Linked DNA regions of Homo sapiens: region 1 is linked to region 2. Evidence: read pairs that join two places in POLR2A ChIA-PET (ENCODE). Cell type or tissue: OCI-LY7. All regions are shown on one strand. Region 1 overlaps GOLT1B (golgi transport 1B). Region 2 overlaps GYS2 (glycogen synthase 2).

Evidence for each region. ChIA-PET counts read pairs that join two places held together with the same protein. Peaks named below come from ENCODE experiments on the same cell type or tissue, not always from the same donor. Only the 100,000 strongest peaks of a DNase experiment are listed, where the experiment ranks them.
Region 1: POLR2A ChIA-PET joins it to region 2 with 5 read pairs; 4 of 35 experiments call an interaction of 5 or more read pairs at or near these places.

Annotation. Positions count from the first base shown.
Region 1 is chr12:21,514,415-21,519,414 of GRCh38, reverse strand. GOLT1B (golgi transport 1B) reads right to left here. Exons shown (of 5, transcript NM_016072.5): 5 at 1,007-3,746. The coding sequence ends at 3,708. Among named protein-coding and RNA genes, the nearest start is that of SPX, 9.4 kb to the left of the region's middle. In OCI-LY7, no CTCF peak of the experiment used is centred here; no DNase peak of the experiment used is centred here.
Region 2 is chr12:21,596,863-21,601,862 of GRCh38, reverse strand. The region is part of intron 1 of GYS2 (glycogen synthase 2); the gene reads left to right. Among named protein-coding and RNA genes, the nearest start is that of GYS2, 5.5 kb to the left of the region's middle. In OCI-LY7, no CTCF peak of the experiment used is centred here; a DNase peak (open chromatin) is centred at 2,312; H3K4me3 peaks cover 875 bases; H3K27ac peaks cover 1,252 bases.

The DNA of each region.
Region 1 (5,000 bases), 82 kb after region 2:
GGGCATGCTGCTAGTGTCCAATCTCCTACATGGATACAGGTAACAGAAGAACTGAGGTTGGGGCCTTTTGGCTCAGGTCAAGATTAGAGAAATATGCTGGATATTTAATAACAGATTCAAGACTTCCCGTTTACCCAACAATAGTCTGGATTTGCAGCTTAATTAGTGAATTCAACAAATACTTACTGGGTATGTTAAGTGGTAGACTTGGCCAGTGTTTTTTTTCGGCCTTAATAAAATTTACAGTTAAAACAATGTAGGTGTTGTGGTCTTATTTAGGTGAGAAAAACTTAAGATCCTTTCCATCCTGAGAAAAAATATATAAGCATTTCTCCTCTAATTTCTAAATTCCCTCACCGCTTTTTAAACTTTGCAATTAATGGTAGCAATCATAGCAGCTTTCAGAAAACTACCCCAACTGCCTGTGGCAATACAGATTTGGTGGCAGGCTTCCAGACAACACAAATAGCAGTGACAGTTCTAAATCCCTAGGCCTACATTAAAAACAATTCTCTTCCCCCTGCCACAAAGAAACCAAAAACATACGCTACATTAAGTTGAATACATATACAGACTTGCAAAAGAAATTACATCTCAAAACAAACCTCCCAGAGTTAAAGCTGGTATTATTTTTTTTCCTCCAGACATCTTTTGAAAATGCGAACCAATCACACAGCTTTTCTCCCAGTCAAGAGTTACTAAAACTATTCAACACAGCTGAAGGTTGAATAGTTCTAGTAACTCTTGACTGGGAGAAAAATAAGAGGTTGGGGTGTTTCGACTGCAAATTCTTCTACCACCATTTGTTTGCAGTGTAAGTCAGGACAAGTTATGTGGAAATACGGCTAAGAATTTAAAAGCAATGTTAACATTCTAAGCACTTAATGAGCAGATGGCACATATCTTGTTCTCCTGGGTCTCCCACATTCAACACAGGACTTTTAGTATTCAAGGGGTACTCAGAAAATGTCTATTGAATAACATAATATACAAACTGGGAGTCTGATTTTTAAAAAATAGCATATTGCCCAAGGTAAGTGACTTTATTTTACAGTTTTCAAAATTAAGAACATTTTTGCTTACTTGAAGTCTATTTGTATTCATTAGTACATTTCAACAATTTGGAAATGAAAGATGTGAAGATCATTTGATAAATAGAACACTGCATATAAGGCTAATTTTTTAAAAATGAGGTTATTTTGCAATGCTAAATTAGCTTTTAGAACTTCATAACACAGATATACTTGACCACCAATTAATAGAAAAGTACCCTTTTATTGAGAGGTAAGACAAGTATATTTACAATATTCAATTGTTAGATAATATAATCTGACAGTGGGACTTTTTAAAGCAGCAGTATTTCAGGAATTACAATTTATAAGGGGAAAAGAAAAACATTCCAAATATGTTTCTGTTACAGAAAATACACTTGAACAATGACAGAAACACTTAAGGCTATGTAGTATTAGACCTTTTCCTCCATCTCTATAAAGTACATTTTTGTTACAGACAGAAGGCTGATTTTGGAAAGAAAGAAACAATAGGATGTATAGTGCTTTCTATCAGCAGACTAGTATGTTTAAAAATAGTCTCATCAAGGGTTCTGAATAAGAAATATAAATGTTGCCAGGCAGTCCCAAACTCACATTTGATATTAACTGCAGACTCATTTAAAACTGAAAACTGCTCCAGCCTCTCTCAATCTTTACTAAGGACTGGGAGATTATCAAACCCTTTCAAGTCTAATAATGCTTTTGAATTAAGATTATTGAAAAAAGGAATCTCTGTTACAGTGCAAAGAACATTTTGATAGAAATTCATGTCTACAAAGGAGTTAAATACAGATGTCCCTTACATTAGCAGATACTATTCTTGCTCTAAAAAGGTAGAATTATCAAGACATTGTAAATAATATGGGTCAAAAATATGTGTAACAGAGTTCTACAGGGCACCTTATATAAAGTCAATCCTCAAAGTATGTATTTGACACTCTCCAAGTGAGGATATTACTTTTTTGAAGAACATTAGACACAACAGTAGCCTCTTATTATTCCATTAACTATTGAGGTAGGAGTCTCCATTTGTCAATATCATCCCATTTTCACAGATACATCGTAAGTCAAATGCAAGTACCAAAAATGTCTTAATCCTTAAGACTAAACCATCACACTATACACCAAGTCTTTCCTTATTTAGATGAGCAAGATTGGGAGTTCTCTGTGTATTAAGAGATTTAACTAAAAATAAAATAAGCTGTAATCTATTTTTGTAGACATGTTTGTAAATAAATACCACAGATTTCAATTATACTTTTATGCATTAAAAAGCTTTGCAACTGTTAAAAAAACAAAACAGTGCAATCAGTGGTAAAACAAATAGTACTATGGCTGTTGAAATGTTTCCCTACATCTACCACTAAAGCTGTCACATCTTGTAAAACTAAAGAAAACAGCTATTTCCTACTGTCTAATAATCAGCAACGGTGGAAAAAAAACACTTTTTTTTTAGTGTCATGTTCTTAAGAAACCACAGTCAGTTTATTACAGTGAAATGACTTTAGCACGTGAACTCAGGTATTTTCTAATTAACTCAAGATGAGTGATCATATGAAGGATATGTCATGCTTAATGACTATTATATGCTAGGAAAAAGCTGAAAATAAGGGAAAACTCAGATTAAATGAATAGCCCTTTAAAAATAGCCATAAGTTTAACCTTTTAACATGTTACATGTCTTAAAGTAAACATTATCAAAAGTTATTTTAATTTATGAAAAACAAATAATAAGCCACTGCTAAAATTTAAAAAAAAGAAAGAAGAAAGAAAAATTACATCATGACATGGAAAAAATCCATTTGGTTTGCATCATTTAGTATCTTCAATAATACTATTCAATGAGACAAGCTATGAAACAAACTACTTCATTCATGGTCAAGAATGCTTTTTTGTTAAATACTTACACGTAATGAATGATATAGACAGATACTTAGGAGGGCAGACTCCCAAGAAGTATGAGACTTTCCGGAGTATGCTGCTGACAAAACTTAGCTATAATTTAGTAACTAAAAGTTAGTAAAGAATGACCTTTGCATATTCCAACAAAGAATATCTAGTTCAGATTTTCACCTGGCTTTGAAATATTAAGATTCAGAAGAACCACAAAAGTTTTATTTTAACCATGTTTACAAAAAAAAGTAATCCATACATCAAAATTGGGGTTTCCTTGGTTTTAATACTTTAAAATGACACAATCCAATCGAATTCATGCATCACTTCCAGAGATACAGTGCAACTGGAAATATTTTTGCCATTGCAGTGGACATTTCTAAAAAGCAAATGCCTATGGATGCTCCTGAGCCTTCAAAATAAAAAGAAAAGAAACAGGCACCACAGTTCTCTAAGGATGGCTGAGTTTCGCACATTGTGGAAAAACAACACAAATAGCCTTCAAGAGTTTCTTAAGCATCATTAACATGGATTTCACCTCTCTCAGTTTGCTTGCTGACTTCTTCTTAGTTCACTTGAGTAGAAGCCTGTTTTCACTGCTTCTTTGCTAATTTGCTGCTGGTACTTTGTAGGCTATACGTTTTAAACTCCTGTAAAGAACATTACAAGCTATTTCATGTAATTTAATTTTGTGCTGAATATTCTTCAAATGACTTTATAAATAACACAATATTTTAAATGAGTCTTCAAATTCACTTGTTGTTATACCATATTGTTGCTTTCTCCAACTTTATCTACAAACTGTAAGGAGAAGAAAAACAGAGAATTAAAGAAAGCCCGGAACATTATAAAACATTATATCAATATTTAAAATGTTGATTTTAAAAACCCAGCCTTACAAGAAGAGTTGTGGAAATTTAAGGTATGACTGACAATGACTAATCCAGTACTACTCACCATCATCTTCTGATACATAAACGTGTATAAAATTTTTTTTTCTAAAAGTTGTTTTTTGCATGACATGTTATACATATGAATTTAAGGGTGCAACATGAAAAATGCAACACAATGAATAAAGAAATTGTATAAGATGAAGATAACACTGCTAGCTTAACAAAAAATAAAAAATAAAAACATAAAAAAAACTGAAATGTCAGCCATTCATGCATTAATGAACCCAATAAGATATTTCAACTGACCATTACTGTGGATCTCTTCTGGGCCTATGTAGTCTTTGGACAAACAGATTTAACTCCATTAAGTTCAATAGTTAACAACAGTTATTGACTAAAAATACTTTAAATGTGTATTCTGGACTTTGGATTGAAAGTGGTAATGACATTAAAGATAGATTTAATGATGTAAGCATAAATTTATAATTATTGAATATAAATTTTAACACACATTACTGTAAGTGGTTATTTACTTTGGTTACTCCACCCCAAACATAAAGCAGTTGGGCTTTTTTTTTTTTTTTAACATTCCAGATGGTGATGTAAAGACTGATATTGTATATAATTGGTAGAGACATTAAAAGTTATATAACCCAGGTGGTTATACTATCAAATTCTAGTAATCATCTGATCATTTATTTTGTTTCACGATTCACATGTTTACATAAGCACTTATCATGATGAATAACGATAAGAAACATATTCTATTGTATTGGGTGTCCATTTATGCAAATTCTTGAGAATCCTTAAATTAAGGGCACAAATAATGATTACAACTCTGTAACTAGAAGTTTCAGTACATTCAAAAGCCATTCTAGGTATAAATAACACTGACCACTGTATGAATTTGCAGATTAATGCAAATGAAATCAGAGTATACCCCTATAAGCCTACATTCCAACATTTTGTTATATTATCACAAACAGGTGGCTGGCCACTGAAACTAAAAGTTGCTCTCAAAGAATTCATGGATTTATTAGAATTTTAAGGTAAATTTAAGTGGAGAGAAAGCACAATATTCTCTCTCCAAAGGTAACTTGAAATATTTAGATTGTCTTGGCTGTAAGGTTCTGACCCTAAAATTACCCTGGGGATGGAAATG
Region 2 (5,000 bases):
ATCCATTTTATTATTCAGTAAGGATTCATCAAGTGTCTATTAGGTATCAGGCACTGAGAGGCGAGGGAGATAGAGTTAAGAATACAGAACTGATTCTTAATCTTCAAGAATTGACAAATTTGTAGAAGGTAGACATTGAACATACAATACAGTCAAATGTGATGAGTGTGAGACTAAGGGAACCAGGTGTCCTAAGACTATACAGTGTACCGTGGAATGGGGAGTGGTTTCTAACCTAGTTACCTAGAGGTTTGGGAAAAACCTCTCTAATGATGAGATGTTTGAGCTGACACTTGAAGGATAAATAGCTAAAGGGGAGAAAGCGTTCTATGTGAGAGAACTATATATGCCAAGATGCAGAAGTGTTCTCTGTTCGAAGATCTGAGCGGGGCTCAGAGAGGGAAAAGGAGAGGAGTATGAGAGAAGATGGGAGAGACCTGCAGGGACTAGATTGTGAAGCTCAGGGGGAGTTAATAGCCTTAAGGAGTTTTGTCTCCAGGGTATGAACAATGAATGAGGAGTCACTGAAATTCTATCCACAGTAGTGGGAAGTACTAAGTAGTCAGGTATGTTTTGGAAGAAGCACTGTTACCAGTTGAGGGAGAGGAGAGGAGGGAAATTAGACTGTGGTGTGACCCAGGATGGAAAGTTTTGCCCAAATGTGGGGGAAAAATGTTTACTCTCTCCTTTGCCCAGGTCTTACTACAATCATTTCTTCTGCACACACTTGCTCAGAACATTACAAACTCTGGAGAAATTAACATGTTAAGGATATTTAGGATCATTAAAAAAGTTTAATAAATGTTGTCACACATAATGAAAGTTAATTTAAGAATTGTAAAGACTTGAGCGATGTAGTCCCTAAATAAATGCTTCCCTCTTAAAATGGACTAGAAACAATTTGTTTTTGCCTAAGCCAACGTATTGCTGGACATAATTTACCTGCTTCCTCCTCAGTCTTGACACTACACCTCTGAATTACATGGTACAAGTGGCACAGGGAAGAATTCAGAAAACTAGAGTCAAAGTGGTTATGGAAGAAATTATAATAATGAGTCCACTCTTCTAGGACAGGAGTTCTAAAGGTGAGGACTTTGATATAAGTGAACTCAAGGAGTTTCTAAACCTTCAGAAATTATATCTAAAAATTAGGTGCACGTATATAGAAGTACTTTTCTCTGAGAAGAGGACTTCACACTTCCATCAGCTTCCTGAAGGCCCCTGTAATTGCCGTAAAGAACAACTGCTCTAAAGTTTAATACTAGGCTACTCGGCTGTTTTTTGTTAACACAGAAGTTTTCCAAATGGCTTTTCTCTAGAGCAAAATGAAAAGGATCCCATCCTTCCCGAGACCTAACGATGTTTATCTTTCGTGATACTGTTTTTGTTCTTCCTCTTTTTCTCCTACCCCCCACCACTTTTAAAGATCCATCAAGGCCCAGCATGGTGATTCACACCTGTAATCTCAACACTTTTCAAGGCTGAGGTGGGAGAATTGTTTGAGACCAAGAGTTGGATACCAGCCTGGGGAACATAGGGAGACCCTGTTTCTACAGAAATTTAAAAAATTTCTCTAGCTGGCCATGGAGGCTCACACCTGTAGTCCTAGCTACCTGAGAGGCTAAAGCAGGAGGATCAATTGAATCCAGGCGTTCTAGTGAGGCTTCAGTGAGCAAGATTGCACCATTGCACTCCAGCCGGGGTGACAGAGTGAGACCCTGTTTCAAACAAACAAGCAAAAGCAAAAAGATCCATCAATTTGTTGCTCCATTCCTTTACTTACTATCTTGCTGTCTACAGCTAAAGTCAGACTGCATGATTTGGAATTCCAACTCCACCATCACCTGGGTAATGTTGAGATTTATTACATAGCATCTCTGTGCCTCAGTTTCTCCATATATAAAATCTACCTGTAATAATGTTGTGAAAATTAAAAGAAATACCAGTTGTAAATCACTCAGAACTGTGCCTAGCATTTAATAAACACTCTGTAGGTATTAGCTTATTTCTTTATAAAATTTATTCATAAAATGAGGAAGTTAGCTCATGTATTGTCATACCAGCTTTCACTTTGAATGAGTCCATAATTGCATTTTTAAACACAAAAAGAGAAATAATAGGAAAAAATATGTATACATCAATGTTACTTCAATCACGGGATGCATAGTAATTAGGATTTCTTTGCCCTAATTACTGATGTGGATAAGCCGGTGGGCCATGTCAATGGCATCTCAAGCTGTTATCACACCATGTGAAACACACGATCTATGTAAAAACTATGCTTGGTTGCACAGCTTCAAGGAAAGCACTAGTCTACTCACTTCCTTTTCATTCAGCATGCTATGTCTAGGCCCCTTTCATATAAAATATTTGGAGCTGCCATTGTAGGTAGTGCAGGTGGTCTTGTTCAAAGTGTGAGTATCACCTCCCACTGCCAAGACTGCAGCTGCTTTGATTTTAACTGAGGATCTAGAAAAGTGCTGGGAACACAAATATTTGCTGACCTTTGTCACAAGTAGCACCTAATCTCCTTCCTACCAGACCTGCTGCCTTATAAAATGATGTTCTAAGTGTATAATGACTTCCTCTGCTTCTGCAACTGTGTTTTGGAACAGGAGGGTGAGATTAGTAGCCACACACACTGAAATAGTCATATGACTTCCAAAGTCTGTAATTTTTAAGCATATACAAAATAGTGAAATTTCTCCATATGTGTATAATATGTATATATGTGTGTATACATATATATAGAGAGAGAGACAGAGAGAGATGGGGGAGAGAGAGAGAGAGAGCGAGAGAGAGGCAGAGAAAGAGATCCTTATTTTGGCTGATATCTATTCTATACTTCTTTGAAATAGTGATTTTTAGTAAATTGGCAGTGTTGCCAGATGACGACTTAGAGTTTTAACCACCTCATTGTTATATGTACCATGGTAGCTCATCTTTTCTTTCAGGTGAAAGTTGTGATACTTTGTCCTCACGCTAAACATAGCCCCCATGTTGTTCCAGGAAAATAGAGATCAATAAAATACAAAGTACTTGTTTGAAAGTGAAGGTTAAGTTCAAATTCAATGACCTACGCTGTGGTAAAACGATCATTCATTAATGATATTAAGTATTTTCTTTTTTAATGTCAGAATAAAACCATTTATTTGCAGATTTAAAAATATATATGTGTATGTAAATCTCCTTGGTTTATACCTCAAATATGAAAATAGGAATGACCCTGTCTCTATGCTCTTGCATTCACTTATATTCTAGCTTGTTAAGAGAGAAGTTTGGGGCAAAATGTGCTTTATAAATAGTAAAAACTGAGGTAAACTATAGCACAAAGTGTGCTATATAAACAGTAAAAACCGAGGTAAAAATATGGGGAGGACAAAAAAGGGCTAAAATGGTGTTGGAATATAAGAAATAGCAGTAAAAGAAGCTCCTCACAGCAAGACAGTACAGGGAAATGTCTGGAGGGACAAAGATTTACTTACAATCAGGCCTCAACCAATATGAGATCGACTTTCTTTTATTGATATATGACGTGTTTATATGTATCAGGTACATGTGACATTTTGTTACATGCATATAATGTATAATGATCAAGTCAGGTATTTGGGGTATTCATCACCTCAAGTATTTATCGTTTCTATGTGTTAGGAACATTTCAAGACCTTTCTTCTACTATTTTGAAATATACAATATATTGTTTTTAACTATAATCACCCTACTTTGCTATTGAACATCAGAACATATTCCTTCTATCTAACTGCCTGTTTCCATTAACCAACTTCTCTTCGTCTCCCTTCCTCCCATAACGTACACACCTTTCTCTACCTCTGGTTTCTGTCATTCTACTCTCTACCTACATGATATTAACTTTTTTAGCTCCCACATATCAGTGAGAACATGCAAAATTTGTCTTTCTATGCCTGGCTTATTTCGTTTAACATAATGACTTCCAGTTTCATCCATGTTGCTGCAAATGAAATGATTTTATATTTGTATGGTTGAATAATATTCAATTGTGTGTATACACCACATTTTCTTCATTCATCCATTGATGGACACTTAGGTTGATTCCATATCTTTGCTAATGTGAATCGTGCTGCAATAAACAGTGTGGTACCAGTATCTGTTTATTATTCTGAATTCTTTTCCTTTGGATAAATACCCAGTAATAAGATTGCTGGATCTTATGATAGTTCAATTTTTAGCTTTTTGGTAAATCTACATATTGTTTTCCATAGTGGCTATACTAATTTGCATGCTTACCAATAGTGCCTACGAGTGCCTTTTCCTTCACATCCTTGCCAGCATGTGTTATTTATTTATTAATTTATTTAAATCATGATGATTCTAACTGGCATAAGATGATATCTCATTGTGGTTTTGATTTGCATTTCTCTGATGATTAGTAATGTTGAGCAATTTCCCCATACCCATTGTGCATTTGTATGTCTTCTTTTGAAAAATATCCTTTGCCAATTTTTTAATGAGATTATTTGTTTTTCCACTGTTGAGTTGTTTGAGTTTCTTATATATTCTGGAGATTAATTCCTTGTCAAATGTATGCAAATATTTTCTCGCATTCAACAGCTTGTCTCTTCACTGTGTTGATTGTTTCCTTTACTGTGCAGATGTATTTTAGCTTAATATAGTCCCATTTGTCTATTTTTGCTTTTGTTGCCTGTGCTTTTGAGGTCTTGGCCATAAAATCTTTGCCCAAAGCCATGTCTTGAAGTGTCTCCCTTATGTTTTCTTTTAGTAGTTTTATAGTTTTAAGTTTTATATTTAAGTCTTTAATCCATCTTGAGAGTACGTTTTATATGGCAATAAATAGGGGTTGTATTAGGCCATTTTTGCATCTATTGTACAAGGGGTTGAGTTCTTGATTTGATTCTCCATTTGGTTGCTGTTGGTGTATAGAAGAGTTACTGATTTGTGTGCATTCATCTTGTATCTGGAAACTTTGCTGAATTATTTTATCAGTTCTAGGAGCTTTCTGG